2 separate regions of the Mus musculus genome follow, and region 2 is linked to region 1. A link is a loop called in an ENCODE intact Hi-C map of the cell type or tissue named here. Cell type or tissue: heart. All regions are shown on one strand. Links, peaks and the distances in the headings refer to the core of each region. The heading gives the core; the rest is flanking DNA.

What was found. Peaks named below come from ENCODE experiments on the same cell type or tissue, not always from the same donor. Only the 100,000 strongest peaks of a DNase experiment are listed, where the experiment ranks them.
Region 2: it touches region 1 in a loop (10-fold over the local background); 11 of 42 quality-filtered maps call a loop at or near these places.

The regions. Positions count from the first base shown.
Region 1 is chrX:68,889,609-68,898,375 of GRCm38, reverse strand. Gm6812 (predicted gene 6812) reads left to right here and starts at 5,323. Exons shown (of 2, transcript NM_001098842.2): 1 at 5,323-5,473; 2 at 5,628-6,003. The coding sequence starts at 5,369. The coding sequence ends at 5,861. In heart, for the core only: no CTCF peak of the experiment used is centred there; no DNase peak of the experiment used is centred there.
Region 2 is chrX:69,940,773-69,949,539 of GRCm38, reverse strand. 1700020N15Rik (RIKEN cDNA 1700020N15 gene) reads right to left here and starts at 4,259. Exons shown (of 2, transcript NM_029316.1): 1 at 4,090-4,259; 2 at 3,560-3,935. The coding sequence starts at 4,194. The coding sequence ends at 3,702. It overlaps 1700111N16Rik (RIKEN cDNA 1700111N16 gene), which reads left to right. Exons shown (of 9, transcript NR_033213.2): 8 at 440-484. In heart, for the core only: no CTCF peak of the experiment used is centred there; no DNase peak of the experiment used is centred there.

The DNA of each region.
Region 1 (8,767 bases), core at 254-8,253:
TAAAGGGAGACAGCATTAAGAAGCTTAAGAATCACTGCTCTAGAGAATGTCCATCCCTACAGAAAGTTCCACTGTATAGTTGTAATCTTATTGATGCCAGGCACTTGCCATGCATTAGTGTTCATACCATAAGGCAGCCAAATGATCCAGGAACTGCTGAGTTCTGTTGGATAGACAAGGGTGCTAGCATTGATAAATGAAGAATCTTACAAAAAGAGACATAGTCTATAAAAGGCAGAAATGATATTTTGCATCATTTCTATGATTTCTACATTTCTACAAAATACTAAGGTCTAGGCTTTTCTTCAGCACTCCTATACAGCGCTCAGTGAAGGGCCAAGAAGGAACAGTCAAAAGGACAACAATATGTCACTCATTACTCAGTCAAAAGCCTATAACGACAAGAACCACTTACTAGTCTTTCTGAAGCTGTAATTGACTTCAGAGTATAGATGTGCTTAATTTTCATAAGGTAAGAAAACGAAGGGATATTGAGGAGCAATTGAAAGTTTTTAGCATAATTATTGTTCTTATATTCTGAGAAAAAATGTATCTTCACACTAATAACATTACTTTTTAAAATTCTTACTTTCTCTATGTCAGGACTGACCATGGATGAATCCTATCTTTTCTACCCACTACAGAAACTTGGGCACATTAATTTCTGAAAAATCTGTAAAAGTCACACATCAATAGCATACATTCAAGGATCATATGAGGGCATGATGGAAACCAAGGTCTACTCTATGAAGGCTATGGCATGAACAGACTATGGAAGCATAGGTGAAAGATGTCAACTTGCCTTCAAAGTACCTAAGTTTATACCCATAGACCTGTGCTGTTCTCAACTATGGTCAGAGAAGCTTCTTGTTCTTTTCTTTCTTTTAATATCTATTTTATGAGCATGAGCCTTTTGTCCATGTATTTATCTGTATACCATATACATGTCTGGTGCCCACAGAGGTTAGAGAAGGGTGTCATATCCTCCTGAACTGGTGTTATAGACAGTTGCAAGTCACCATGTGGATTCTAGGAATCAAATTTGGGTGTTCCAAGATAACTGTAATTACTCTTAATCACTGAGCCATTTCTCCAGCCCTGGAGGGTCTTTTTTAGTATATAGCAGCCAATGAAAAGAAGTAGGGAATGCCAGGGCAGGGAGGCAGGAGTGGGTGAACAGATGGGAAAGCACCATCATATAAGCAGAGGGAGGGGATGGGATAGGGGTTTGCTGAGGGGAAACCGGGAAAGGGGCTAACACTTGAAATGTAAATCAATAATAAAATAACCAATAAAAAAAGAAGTTTACAAACCCCAAACCACAACCCCATTGGCCTTTTTGAGGTTTTTCAGCTTTCCTTGATTAAATATTTCTCAAGTTTTTGCTAGTCTTTGGTGAATTTCCAAAGTTCTGAAAGTGTCGGTTATGACATTTGGCCAATAATTATCATTGTTTTTATGAACAGGCAGGTTTATCATGATCCTTAATCTATCATGCAACACAACTATACTTCTCCTATATGGTTTTAATTCTTAATATGGAAGAATATCAACTTTATCAAATAGTATATCTCCATCTATAGAGATGGCCATACCATTTTAATCCTTTAATCTATTGATACAGTGAATTACATTTAATTGTACAAAGGTAACCTTATATTCTTGGAATGTATACTATTTGACTACTGCTATAGTTTGAATGCATGTACATCCAAAATTGATATTGAAATGCAATTGCAATTATAAAAATAGTAAGGGGTAGGACATTTTAGAATCTCTGCTTTTATAAGTCAATTAACACTTTATTAAAAGAGTGGATTTGCTATAAAAGAGTGATTCCAAGCTTCTCTCTTACTGTCACATGCCCTCCTGTCTTCCCCATAGAGGATGACACATTAAGAAGTACCTAGCTAGGTATTAGCACCTTGACCTTGTCTTTCTTGTATCAATAATGGTATGAAAATTAATTTCTGTTTTTTATAAATCACCCATGTGGAGGTATTCTTTTATAGCAGCAAAAAAAGAACTTGAGTAGTTTTGATTATAGTGTTTTATAAATTATTGAGTTCTATTCATTTTCATTTTGGTTAGACTATTGCCATCTATGGAGATGAATATGCCTGACCGTTATTTTTCCTTCCCTTCAATATTTCTTCCAATCAGCATTAAGACTATGTGTGATTCCTAAAATAAATCAGGGAATGTTCACTTGTTATCTGTTTTAGGAAATACTGGAATGCTTTCTTGTTTGGATGTTCACTAGAACTTACCAGTAAAACCATCCACCCCTACAGTTTCCATTGTGAGAAGATTGCTGTTTAGAGACTTCATTCATTTAAGTGTTCTTTATGTGGGTTTCTAATTCTTATCAAATGGGTTTGATATATTAGGCTTTTAAAAATATTTCCATTTTATCAAATTTTCACATTTTTAGAGAGAAAATTCTTCATAATTTCTTATCTCTAACTTGAATCATCTATAACAATTATTTTTCATTATGAAAATTTTACCAGAAAATTTTAAAACATGATTTTTCTCTACTTAGAAAAAGTTTTGATTCTGATACTAATTTTTTGAAATATACTTTGCTTTTGAATTTTCTGCTTATTTTCATTTTAAAGGAGAATATATTTGGAGTTACTACGTTAAAATGTTCCTTATCAGATAATGCATGACAAGCAAAATTTATAAAGTAGTTCTTATTAGTAAAAGATTGCTTAAGACAAAATGGTTTTGAATTCTCATTCTTCTAGTCACTACTTTTTTACTCAGCTTTTCCAGTCTTCTTCACAACTACCACTTCCCTTTACAAATTCTGTATCTGAGATTATACATTCTCCTACATTGCTCTATAAAACTATTTTTTCAACCAACTCAATTTTTCTTGATGACAAATGTTTTCTATGTATTATTATGATTGGATAATATGAGACCTCTAACAATATTCCTGAGACTCTGCTGCTTAGTATACATTCTTTCCTTTACATTTAAATTGCTCATGCAATTTGCCAACATCTTAAAATGTTGACTTGTTTGGAGTTTGTGATGTTATGATATATACTTTTTTCAATAATTTCTGACTTGATCCTCTTTCTCAAGTCAGGAATTCCAATTTCTCTTCTCCAAGATGTGTCATAGGAACTCCACTGTTTCCATGATTTTAAGGTTTTTGAGTTGGCTATAAAGAGATTTTCTAACATACCCTTGCCTAATTGAAAGATGTAAAACTGTCTTCATTCTAAAGGATGATATCTGTTAGAGGGAAGGACACTGCACACAAACGTTAGATAAAAAGAAATTTGAAAAATATGTGCTGGGTTTACCCATCTAGTCCTCTGACATTAAGCAATTATGACTATGTTTACCTCCAAAGGACAAGGTTGTGAGATCCTGTGAGTAGATGAATAAACAGATGTCTAGAGAGCCAAGTACCCACGTTCTGAGTAGTTTCTATTACTATATATTGAAGCATATACACTTTTCTCCTTCTTCAATCTCTAATTTGTTCCTAGTGTCATCTACTGTACTCACCAAGTTGCATGCTATGAGATCCAGTTCCAAGAGATTTTTTAATTCCTTTTATAATTTCCATTGTCTACCTAATTTTTGTAATAGATGAAATAGCTACAACTATGTCATATTGTTTGTAAAATCCTAAACAATGTGAGAGTTATGGGTTAGCTTTGACTTCTATGGTAGTTTTCATATGACTGTTCTTACCATGATGAGCTCAAGCATCTTTAATAAGATGCTTAAGGGCTTACCTTTCCCATCAGTTGCACCTCCATGTCTTTTCCTTTTTCACAATTTTTTGTCAAGTTTCCTCATTTTAAAAAAATAAGACTTCTTATAGATATTAATGGTATAGGAGCCACTGTTTTCTAGTTTTGAGCTATGTTTTCAATTTGTTTGTATAATTTTTATTCTGACTTTTAAATATTTTGATGGTATATACAGAACATTGCTGTAAGAATGCAACCACTAGTCCAAAGGAAGCAAATACACACATGAAAATCCAGTAACAACATAAAGGCAAAGGTTTATGGGCCCAGGTGAAGACCTCAGGCAGCTGAACTTGCTAGATATTCAGTAATATAGTGCCTGTAGCTATCCCATTTATACTGGACGAAAAGGTGAATGGGAGACTGAGTCTATATACTGGGTGATACATGAGTAAGATAAGATTACACTGTTCTCTACGGAGGAAAAAAAGAAACCTGTTAGAGCTATTCATAAAAATAAATCCACTAGTGTCTCAATTGTGAGAAGGGCTCTAAGGAAGGTAGGATGTCAACAGAGATAGCAATAAAATTTAGCAAGAAAAGACCCTGGTTCCTACTGGCACAGGTGGAAAACACTGTTACTCCTGAGGCCCATGCACCTCTGCTTGTGTGAACCTCTTCCCCATGAATGAACATTAGTCTTCACTCACAATTTCCAGCATGGCCACCTTCTGGCATGTGAATATTTGCTTCAGCTCACTACCATCACCTTCCCCAAACACACCACAAATCCCAAATCTTGTAGGGCACTAACATGACCCTCAGACTTGAAATAAGAATAGAATTCCCAATGCAGAGAGTCTACCCATAGTGATATGCTAAAAGCAACGAGTTTTCACTGGAAAACAAAAACCAAGGAATCATAAGCAGACTCTAGGACAAAGCAAAGCGATGGAACATAGTGGTTAACCAAGACGTGAGGCAATGGAGGTACTCCAGAGAGAATGTCAAGGGAAAGGCACGGAAGCGCATCTCCACAGAGAAGTACAGTCACTTTAACACACACACACACACACACACACACACACACACACACACACTCACACACACACACACACACTCACACACACACGCACACGCACACGCACACGCACACACACTCACACGCACACGCACACGCACACGCGCACACACACTCACACACACTCACACACACACACACACACACACACACACACACACACATACAAGAGGGACAGAATAAGGAAGAGCGGGAGAACATGGAATACACCACTGACTCTCATGTGTATGGGAAATGTAGAGAGGCACACCCTCGCTTTGCCCTGTCTCCCTCCTAAATTCACGTGGGGAAATGAGAATGGGTGGGCAGGACAGTATGGAAGACCCTAGGAAGCTAAGGAAATGCCTCTCTTCTCTAACTAGACCACCTAGCCCACACTCCTCCTACAGGGCCAACAAATTGGTACTCTGTGCCTTTTAAGCCCTTCCCCCACCCACGGGGCTAGACTAGGTAGGGGCGTGGCTTCCTGACCAAACAATGCAAGGGCAGGGCTACTCCTTATCCAGCAAGAGAAATTTCAGTAGAGGGTCTGAAGGTCCTGGCTAAATTCCAGTAAAACACCGAAATGGGGTTAATAAATACAAAGTTACAAGAATTTCACATGGCTGAATCAAAAAGTGCCACCACCCAAGCTGTGAAGAAGAATGAGAAGTTCAAATATAAAGTCAAGGTGAGCTGCTTCACCTCTACTCCTTGTCTAGTCTACCTACCTTGTCCTCACAGCACATTCACCCCGAGACCTCGCCCCTTCCCATGAGCTCCTGTTTCCTCCCCATCTCCACTTTCTTTCTCCAAACCAATCCCTCCCTGTGATCTCCTTCCAGGAAACTAAGAAACCAGTGTTTATGAACATATTCAATCAAGCCACTGTGAAAAAGCCACTCCCCCCAAGAGCTCAGACTCCCTTGGTTAAGGTGAAGAAAGAAATAAAACCACAAAGATTATGCCTTTACCATCGCGTAAATGAGAAGCCTAACCAGGATGTACAGTATGATCTTGACAAGAGCGAGGACAGCAGTACCAGCAGCACCACAAGCTATGAGCTGGACAGCCAGTGAAGAAGGATGGAGGACAGAGACCTCAGAAACACCTATCAGCATCCAGAGGTCTCCACCCTGACCAGTATGCAACTGTGAAGACAGCAACTTTGCAGCCCCTGGTGGTCAGATGATGAAATAAAATCAAGCTCTTAGGAGTGAATGCCTGTCTCTGTGTTCTCTGATGGGAGCCAGGGGAGTGGAGAATAGGGAAGGGTCAGGCTAGGAAGGGTATGAGAGCAGGAGGGAGGGAGGATTAGGGGGTATAAGTGGGAGGAGGAATGGAATGGAAATGGGGAGGACAAGGAAGGTGGGTGTTTGGGAAGAGTGGAACATTTGCAGAGTGTGGAGCAGGATGCAAACATATAGGTCGAGAAGGAGGCAGGTCCTCAGAGATTGAGGGTCTAAGGTGAACCAGATGTAGGAGCTAAGTGTTGGTTATTCAGGCCACTTAAGAGGCAGGAAAGGCTTTTCCTTCAATGGATGCCCGTTGTAAACGTTGTATACTCTGTAAACTTTGTAAACCCTCAAGGCAGGAAAGAGGCCAGGCCTGAAGAGCTCCAGCAGGCACAGCCTGCTTCCCAGACCTCCCTAACTCTCATAACTGTGTTTCCAGCCTCTGTACCTGCCACAAAGTCCATCTCCAGCCCCTCAACAGGACCCTCCCCAGATTATGGTAGTTTTAGGTGAACGTCTGAACAAAAGTCGTCAATCCCTGAATACTAAAACCCACCAATCTGTGAACTTCTCACAGAAACCTACCAATCCCTGAACAGAAAAGCCCATCAGTCCCTGAGCTCCCCCAAGCTCAGTACTTGAAATCCAACCAGCCCTCTCACCCTGGAAATCTCTACCCTAGACAGTGCCATGCAGCAACAACCCCTACATAATGAGCAATGGCCTTTGTCCAATTGCTGCTGTCTGCTCCCTCTTGGGAAAATAGGCAGCCACTCCTGGATCCATTACTCCACAACCAGGAACAATAAATCCAATACATCTCTTTCATGAGACTTGCTGCCTGCTGTGACTCTCTCACTGAAGAAGACAAGAAGCAGTGAAGAGAAGAAGGGAAGAAGCAAAGAGGAGGGGCAGACTTGAGCTCCTCAGCTGCTCAGCTCAGCTGGGAACACACTCCCTGGGAGCTGCAGCGCCTCTGCTGAGGAGGCTTCCTCTCAGAGCTGTAAGGTTCCTGGACCACTGTGTCTCAGGATGCCTTTTCCATTGAGACACTGCCCCACTTCAGAGCTGTGTGATTTCTGGTCTGCTGTGTCTCAGGGTGCCCTTCCATTGGGGTATGTTGAGGTTTGGTCTTACTGTCTATTGAAATGCCAAGGCCTAGCATCTGCACATAGGCTCAAGAGACTCTGCCCTCAAGTTATTTCTGATTGGAAAATAAAGATGCCAACAGCCAATAGCTAGACAAAAGAGACACAGGTGGGGTTTAGGTTTCCTGGGCTTGGGGTCAGAGGAGAACCATGACAAAACAAAGAAGTTGGAGGAGGAGGAAGGGAAGGCTCCATTGATTAGGAGTCATAAAAACATGGCCCCGAGGGCTGGCCAACTGTAGTTAAGATCAGCCCAGATGAAACATAGTAAGTAATAACTCAGGCTATCGATAGGAAAGTTGATTCTAACAGTATAGAGGGTAGTCGTCTGCCCAGCCCTTGTGCTGTTTAAGGCTTGGTATAAATATAAAGGTTGGGGGGTGTGTGTCTTTTATCCAGGAAATAATTGGTCTAAGGCAGGGTACAAACACCAGGTACGGATTAAATAATTTCTACAGCAGGTAGACCTTCTCCCCCTCAGAACTGTGGTTTCTGGGCTTCTGAGTCCCAAGACACCTTCCCATCTGAGCAGGAAGGCTAACAATAAGGCTTTAGTCACAACATGGCAGTATATACAAACTTCCCCTTATAGGTTGGACCAATAGGAGGTCGAGAAACCCAGATGGAGAGAGGTATGATATGTATCACATGTACAATGACAACTCTTGCACAAAAGGTAGACAGTGACCTCAGCTGGCAGTGGTGGCCTCAGCTGACAGTGACCTCAGCTGGCAGCCAGCTGATCCTGAGATGGAAAGAATGAACTGCCCTTAAAACCAGCAACCCCCTCAACCCACTGAAATCTACCACACAGACACAATGATGGTGTTTGGTGAGGCTCTAACCCACTTTGTCATTAAGCAGCTGTGGGTGGGGCATGGATTACGGAGCATGGGAACAGTGAACATGGACTGCACTTGGCAGATGCTCTCTGGAGAATTTTGTGATCTGAACAGAGCAGAAGAAAGTGGCTCTGTTATTATTATGCCCATCTTCCTGACAATGTTTAACACCAAAGGATGCTAGTGATTAAATACCACCCCCAGTCTTCCCTTGGTCTACATTCTGAATGCTTGCTGTGATTTGTGTTATTTCATATATGAATAAGTACATTTTGCCTTTGTGTGTTTCAGTGATTTTCCTTTTAAAAACTGGTTATATTCAGGAAGTGAGATCATGTACACAGTGCCCTGTTGTGCAGTGGTCCAGCCCTGGCTGATAGGACTCACTACCTCCTTCCCTCATTGTTCCTCCTGCTCAGAATCGCCAGTGGTGGCTTCTGTGTGCACATTTCTAGCCTACAGGCCTTAAGTTGAGGTAGGCTACAGAGGCATCCCACATAGAAACCACATTCTAAACAATGGCAGGACTATGACAGCCCAGAGAAAGACAGCCCTGGCTGGATCCTTTTTTCTATATTGATGTCTCAGCCTGTGGTGGTATGATCCCTGACATGTGAAGGGTTTGTTGTTTGCTTGTTTGTTTGCGTTTTTTCTTGAGAGGCCCAATATTTTGCTAACTTTATCTCAATAACTGAGATGGAGAGGTAAATGAGGAAGACATCTTCATGTCAATGTCCGGCCTAAATACGTGCACATGCAC
Region 2 (8,767 bases), core at 544-8,543, 1.1 Mb before region 1:
CTGGCCTCAGTGGGAGAAGATGCACTTAATTCTTGAGAGACTTGAGGCCTCAGGGAAGGGGGAGGAGTGGTAGTGGGGGAACACCCTCTCCAAGGCAATTGGAGAGGAAGAACAGGATGAGGAACTGTGGGAAAGGTCTGGGAAGGGGGAGCAATGACTAGAATGTAAATTAATAAAATAAATTTTAAAAACTCAGGCTTCTTAAGGACAGTAATAAAACCAAATATAATAAGAAAACAAAGACCAACACATTGGAATTAAACAAAACAAGCAGAAGGAAAAGATGTCCAGAGAAGTTGTTCTCAATTCCTTCTAGCTCTTAACACATTCTGCCTTCTCTTCTATTGGGTTCCATGACTGCTGAGAGCAAAGACTTGATCTTTAGAACTGTGTGTTCCTAGGTCTCTTACTCTTTTGTATGTGTTCTCATTTGCTGCAGGAGGAAGCTTCTCTAATGATGGCTGAGCAATGTGCTGAGTGATAGGTAAGTATAGGAAAATGTCATTAGAGTCATTTTATTGGCTTTTTTTTTTTTTTAAAGAACAGTAGAATTTGGTTTTACCCTAAGTCGCTGGACTATCTAGTTTCATGTTTTTGGTCACCCCAGCACTGTTAGGTATGGGTTCCATGTTGTAGAGTAGGCCATATGCCAAATATGATGTTTTGTTACTCAACAGCATTGAATATCAAGGGCTTTGTAGCTACGTTTCATTTTTACATTTCTCTTTTGGTATCATGCAGAGTACCTTCCTATACCAAAGATGCTAGAAAGATATCTGCGTAGGCATGATATCTACTTTTCTATATACAGTGATTTGTGTGGTATTGCCTTCAGCAACGGTGCCTTCCTGAATGGTTCTTAATTGAAGAAAGATGTCATATCAGCACAGACTGAAACATCAATATAGAAAAAGGATCCAGCCAGGGCTGTCCTTCTCTGGACTGTCATAGTCCTGCCGTCGTTTAGAATGTGGTTTCCATGTGAGACGCCTCTGTATCCTACCTCAACTTAAGGCCTGTAGGCTAGAAATGAGCACACAGAAGCCACCACTGGCTATTCCCAGCAGGAGGAACAATGAGGGAAGGAGGTAGTGAGTCCTATCAGCCAGGGTTGGACCACTGCACAACAGGGCATATGATTTCACTTCCTGAACATAACCAGTTTTTAAAAGGAAAACCACTGAAACATACTAAGGCAAAATGTACTTATTCATATATGAAATAACACAAATCACAGCAAGCATTCAGAATTTAGACCAAGGGAAGACTGGGGGTGGTATTTAATCACTAGCATCCTTTGGTGTTAAACATTGTCAGGAAGATGGGCATAATAATAACAGAGCCACTTTCTTCTGCTCTGTTCAGATCACAAAATTCTCCAGAGAGCATCTGCCAAGTGCAGTCCATGTTTACTGTTCCCATGCTCCGTAATCCATGCCCCACCCACAGCTGCTTAATGACAAAGTGGGTTAGAGCCTCACCAAACACCATCATTGTGTCTGTGTGGTAGATTTCAGTGGGTTGAGGGGGTTGCTGGTTTTAAGGGCAGTTCATTCTTTCCATCTCAGGATCAGCTGGCTGCCAGCTGAGGTCACTGTCAGCTGAGGCCACCACTGCCAGCTGAGGTAACTGTCTACCTTTTGCGCAAGAGTTGTCATTGTACATGTGATACATATCATACCTCTCTCCATCTGGGTTTCTCGACCTCCTATTGGTCCAACCTGTAAGGGGAAGTTTGTATATACTGCCATGTTGTGACTAAATCCTTATTGTTAGCCTTCCTGCTCAGATGGGAAGGTATCTTGGGACTCAGAAGCCCAGAAACCACAGCTCTGAGGGGGAGAAGGTCTACCTGCTGTAGAAATTATTTAACCCGTACCTGGTGTTTGTACCCTGCCTTAGACCAATTATTTCCTGGATAAAAGACACACCCCCCCAACCTTTATATTTATACCAAGCCTTAAACAGCACAAGGGCTGGGCAGACGACTACCCTCTATACTGTTAGAATCAACTTTCCTATCGATAGCCTGAGCTATTACTTACTATGTTTCATCTGGGCTGATCTCAACTACAGTTGGCCAGCCCTCGGGGCCATGTTTTTATGACTCCTAATCAATGGAGCCTTCCCTTCCTCCTCCTCCAACTTCTTTGTTTTGTCATGGTTCTCCTCTGACCCCAAGCCCAGGAAACCTAAACCCCACCTGTGTCTCTTTTGTCTAGCTATTGGCTGTTGGCATCTTTATTTTCCAATCAGAAATAACTTGAGGGCAGAGTCTCTTGAGCCTATGTGCAGACGCTAGGCCTTGGCATTTCAATAGACAGTAAGACCAAACCTCAACATACCCCAATGGAAGGGCACCCTGAGACACAGCAGACCAGGAATCACACAGCTCTGAAGTGGGGCAGTGTCTCAATGGAAAAGGCATCCTGAGACACAGTGGTCCAGGAACCTTACAGCTCTGAGAGGAAGCCTCCTCAGCAGAGGCGCTGCAGCTCCCAGGGAGTGTGTTCCCAGCTGAGCTGAGCAGCTGAGGAGCTCGTCTGCCCCTCCTCTTTGCTTCTTCCCTTCTTCTCTTCACTGCTTCTTGTCTTCTTCAGTGAGAGAGTCACAGCAGGCAGCAAGTCTCATGAAAGAGATGTATTGGATTTATTGTTCCTGGTTGTGGAGTAACGGATCCAGGAGTGGCTGCCTATTTTCCCAAGAGGGAGCAGACAGCAGCAATTGGACAAAGGCCATTGCTTATTATGTAGGGGTTGTTGCTGCATGGCACTGTCTAGGGTAGAGATTTCCGGGGTGAGAGGGCTGGTTGGATTTCAAGTACTGAGCTTGGGGGAGCTCAGGGACTGATGGGCTTTTCTGTTCAGGGATTGGTAGGTTTCTGTGAGAAGTTCAGGGATTGGTAGGTTTCTGTGAGAAGTTCAGGGATTGGTAGGTTTCTGTGAGAAGTTCAGGGATTGGTAGGTTTCTGTGAGAAGTTCACAGATTGGTGGGTTTTAGTATTCAGGGATTGACGACTTTAGTTCAGACGTTCACCTAAAACTACCATAATCTGGGGAGGGTCCTGTTGAGGGGCTGGAGATGGACTTTGTGGCAGGTACAGAGACTGGAAACACAGTTATGAGAGTTAGGGAGGTCTGGGAAGCAGGCTGTGCCTGCTGGAGCTCTTCAGGCCTGGCCTCTTTCCTGCCTTGAGGGTTTACAAAGTTTACAGAGTATACAACGTTTACAACGGGCATCCATTGAAGGAAAAGCCTTTCCTGCCTCTTAAGTGGCCTGAATAACCAACACTTAGCTCCTACATCTGCTTCACCTTAGACCCTCAATCTCTGAGGACCTGCCTCCTTCTCGACCTATATGTTTGCATCCTGCTCCACACTCTGCAAATGTTCCACCCTTCCCAACCACCCACCTTCCTTGTCCTCCCCATTTCCATTCCATTCCTCCTCCCACCTATACCCCCTAATCCTCCCTCCCTCCTGCTCTCACACCCTTCCTAGCCTGACCCTTCCCTATTCTCCACTCCCCTGGCTCCCATCAGAGAACACAGAGACAGGCATTCACTCCTAAGAGCTTGATTTTATTTCATCATCTGACCACCAGGGGCTGCAAAGTTGCTGTCTTCACAGTTGCATACTGGTCAGGGTGGAGACCTCTGGATGCTGATAGGTGTTTCTGAGGTCTCTGTCCTCCATCCTTCTTCACTGGCTGTCCAGCTCATAGCTTGTGGTGCTGCTGGTACTGCTGTCCTCGCTCTTGTCAAGATCATACTGTACATCCTGGTTAGGCTTCTCATTTACGCGATGGTAAAGGCATAATCTTTGTGGTTTTCTTTCTTTCTTCACCTTAACCAAGGGAGTCTGAGCTCTTGGGGGGAGTGGCTTTTTCACAGTGGCTTGATTGAATATGTTCATAAACACTGGTTTCTTAGTTTCCTGGAAGGAGATCACAGGGAGGGATTGGTTTGGAGAAAGAAAGTGGAGATGGGGAGGAAACAGGAGCTCATGGGAAGGGGCGAGGTCTCGGGGTGAATGTGCTGTGAGGACAAGGTAGGGAGACTAGACAAGGGGTAGAGGTGAAGCAGCTCACCTTGACTTTATATTTGAATTTCTCATTCTTCTTCACAGCTTGGGTGGTGGCACTTTTTGATTCAGCCATGTGAAATTCTTGTAACTTTGTATTTATTAACCCCATTTCGTTGTTTTACTGGAATTTAGCCAGGACCTTCAGACCCTCTACTGAAATTTCTCTTGCTGGATAAGGAGTAGCCCTGCCCTTGCATTGTTTGGTCAGGAAGCCACGCCCCTACCTAGTCTAGCCCCGTGGGTGGGGGAAGGGCTTAAAAGGCACAGAGTACCAATTTGTTGGCCCTGTAGGGAGAGTGTGGGCTAGGTGGTCTGCTTAGGGAAGAGAGGCATTACCTTAGCCTCCTAGGGTCTTCCATACTGCCCTGCCCACCCATTCTCACTTCCCCACGTGAATTTAGGAGGGAGACAGGGCAAAGCGAGGGTGTGCCTCTCTACATTTCCCATACACATGAGAGTCAGTGGTGTATTCCATGTTCTCCCGCTCTTCCTTATTCTGTCCCTCTGGTATGTGTGTGTGTGTGTCTGTGTGTGTGTGTGAGTGTGTGTGTGTGTGTGTGTGTGTGTGTTAAAGTGACTGTACTTCTCTGTAGAGATGCGCTTCCGTGCCTTTTCCTTGACATTCTCTCTGGAGTACCTCCATTGCCTCACGTCTTGGTTAACCACTATGTTCCATCGCTTTGCTTTGTCCTAGAGTCTGCTTATGATTCCTTGGTTTTTGTTTTCCAGTGAAAACTCATTGCGTTTAGCATGTCACTATGGGTAGACTCTCTGCATTGGGAATCCTATTTTTATTTCAAGTCTGAGGGTCATGTTAGTGCCCTACAAGATTTGGGATTTGTGGTTTGTTTGGAGAAGGTGATGGTAGTGAGCTGAAGCAAATATTCACATGCCAGAAGGTGGCCATGCTGGAAATTGTGAGTGAAGACTAATGTTCATTCATGGGGAAGAGGTTCGCACAAGCAGAGGTGCATGGGCCTCAGGAGTAACAGTGTTCTCCACCTGTGCCAGTAGGAACCAGGGTCTTTTTTTTGCTAAATTTTATTGCTAACTCTGTTGACATCCTGCCTTCCTTAGAGCCCTTCTCACAATTGAGACACTAGTGGATTTAGTTTTATGAATAGCGCTAACAGGTTTCTTTTGTCTTTTTTTTCTCTTATTTTTTTTATTATGTATTTTCCTCAATTACATTTCCAATGCTATCCCAAAAGCCTCCCATACCCTCGCCCCCCCCCACTCCTCTACCCACCCATTCCCATTTTTTGGCCCTGGTGTTCCCCTGTACTGGGGCATATAAAGTTTGCCTATCCAGTGGGCCTCTCTTTCCAGTGATGGCCGACTAGGGCATCTTTTGATACATATGCAGCTAGAGTCAAGAGCTCAGGGGTATTGGTTAGTTCATAATGTTGCATCTACAGGGTTGCAGATCTCTTTAGCTCCTTGGGTACTTTCTCCAGCTCTTCCCTTGGGGGCCCTGTGATCCATCCAATAGTTGACTGTGAGCATCAACTTCTGTGGATAGGCCCCAGCCTAGTCTCACAAGAGACGGCTATATCATGGTCCTTGCACCAAACGCTTGCTAGTGTATGAAATGGTGTCATCATTTGGAGGCTAATTATGGGATGGATCCCTGGATATGGCAGTCTCTTGATGGTCCGTCCTTTTGTCTCAGCTCCAAACTTTGTCTCTGTAACTCCTTCCATGGGTGATTGTTTCCAATTCTAAGACGGGGCAAAGTGTCCACACTTTGGTCTTCATTCTTCAGTTTCATGTGTTTTGCAAATTGTACCTTATATCTCACTATATTAAGTTTTTGGGCTAATATCTAAAACCATCTAACAGGTTTCTTATTTTCCTCCATAGAGAACAGTGTAATTTTATCTTACTCATGTATCACCCAGTATATAGACTCAGTCTCCCATTCACCTTTTCATCCCAGTAGAAAATGGGTTAGCTACAGGCACTATATTACTGAATATCTAGCAAGTTCAGCTGCCTGAGGTCTTCACCTTTGTGAGTTTTTTGTGTGTACTCACTTTCAGCATGTCCTCCTGGCATGCTCAGCCAGCATTCTTAAAGCACCTGAGAGAGAGCTTTAGTACAGGGGTGGTACTGGTCACAATAAGCTGGGCTCTTCCACATCACTCAGCAGTCAAGAAAATGTACCACAGACCATTTTGGTAGAAGCATTTTCTGAATTGTCTTATCTTCCAAAATGACTCTGGCTATGTGAAGATAACATAAAACTAGCCATCACATGAAACATCCAGAAACCATTCTAGTACTTGCCACACATATAGAATGAAGTTAAAAACTGTCTCCTGAGAGGCTATGCCAACAACTGACCAATTCAGATGCAGATGCTTGCAGCCAACCATTTGACTGAGCATGGGGACCCCCAAGGCAGGAGATAGAGAAAGGACTGAAGGAGCTGAAGGGGTTTGCAACCCCACAGGAAGAACAAAAATATCAATCAACCAGACCCCCCAGAGCTCCCAGGGACTAAACCACCAACCAAAGAGTACACATGGAGGGACCCATGGCTCTAGCTGCATATGTAGCAGAGGATGGCTTTATCTGGCATCAATAGGAGGGGAGCCCCTTGGTCCTGTGGAGGTTCGATGACCCAGCATAGGGGGATGCTAGGGTGGTGACATGGGGTGGGTGAGTGGGAGGGGGAGCATCCTCATAGAAGCAGGGGAAGGGGAGGTGATAGGAGACTTGCAGAGGGGAAACCTGGAAAGGGGAAAACATTGAAAGGTAAATCAATAAAATAACCAAAAAAATTAATAAGGAAGACACAAGGAACATCTGAGCGTGGTACAATTCTTGTGTTTGATATTCCAGCTGTAGATTAGTAATACTGTCAAAATTCACAAAAATTACAGTATAGGATATGAATATTAAACTAATCTAAAATAATCACTTATGAAATTCTGCATTTTTAAGTTTTAAGTAATTTATTTTTTAAATCAATTCACATGTGTTTGAATACTGAAACAGCTTCCTTTACATTATTTTTTTTAAGTTGGGTAGATGTTCTTTTTTTTATTGCATTTTTTTAAAATTAGGTATTTTCCTCATTTACATTTCCAATGCTATCCCAAAAGTCCCCCATACCCTCCCCCACACACCACAACTCACCCATTCCCACTTTTTGGCCCTGGCATTCCCCTGTACTGGGGCATATAAAGTTTGCAAGTCCAATGGGCCTCTCTTTCCAGTGATGGCCGACTAGGCTATCTTTTGATACTTACACAGCTAGAGTCAAGAGCTCTGGGGTACTGGTTAGTTCATAATGTTGTTCCACCTATAGGGTTGCAGATCCCTTTAGCTCCTTGGGTACATTCTCTAGCTCCTCCATTGGGGGCCCTGTGATCTGTCCAATAGCTGACTGTGAGCATCCACTTCTGTGTTTGCTAGGCTCCGGCATAGTCTCACTAGAGACTGCTATATCAGGCTCCTATCAGCACAATCTTGCTAGTGTATGCAATGTTGTCAGCGTTTGGAGGCTGATTATGGGATGGATCCCTGGATATGGCAGTCTCTAGATGCTTCATCCTTTTGTCTCAGCTCCAAACTGTGTCTCTGTAACTCCTTCCATGGGTGTTTTGTTCCCAATTCTAAGAAGGGGCAAAGTGTCCACACTTTGGTCTTCATTCTTCTTGAGTTTCATGTGTTTTGCAAATTGTAACTTATATCTTGGGTATTCTAAGTTTCTGGGCTAATATCCACTTATCAGTGAGTATATATTGTGTGAGTTCCTTTGTGATTGGGTTACCTCTCTCAGGATAATGCCCTTCAGGTCCATCCATTTGCCTGGGAATTTCATAAATTCATTCTTTTTAATAGCTGAGTAGTACTCCATTGTGTAAATGTACCACATTTTTTGTATCCATTCCTCTGTTGAGGGGCATCTGGGTTCTTTCCAGCTTCTGGCTATTATAAATAAGGCTGCTGTGAACATAGTGGAGCGTGTTTCTTTCTTACTAGTTGGAACATCTTCTGGATATATGCCCAGGAGAGGTATTGCAGGATCCTCCAGTAGTACCATGTCCAATTTTCTGAGAAACTGCCAGAATGATTTCCAGAGTGGTTGTACAAGCTTGCAATCCCACCAACAATGGAGGAACAAAGAATTCTCACTTGAGGAATACCAAATGGCTGAGAAGCACCTGAAAAAATGTTCAACATCCTTAATCATCAGGGAAATGCAAATCAAAACAACCCTGAGATTCCACCTCACACCACTCAGAATGGCTAAGATCAAAAATTCAGGTGACAGCAGATGCTGGCGTGGATGTGGAGAAAGAGGAACACTCCTCCATTGTTGGTGGGATTGCAAGCTTGTACAACCACTCTGGAAATCAGACTGGCGGTTCCTCAGAAAATTGGACATAGTACTACCAGAGGATCCCGCAATACCTCTCCTGGGCATATATCCAGAAGATGTCCCGACCGGTAAGGACACATGCTCCACTATGTTCATAGCAGCCTTATTTATAATAGCCAGAAGCTGGAAAGAACCCAGATGCCCCTCAACAGAGGAATGGATACAAAAAATGTGGTACATTTATACAATGGAGTACTACTCAGCTATTAAAAAGAATGAATTTATGAAATTCCTAGGCAAATGGATGGACCTGGAGGGCATCATCCTGAGAGAGGTAACACAATCACAA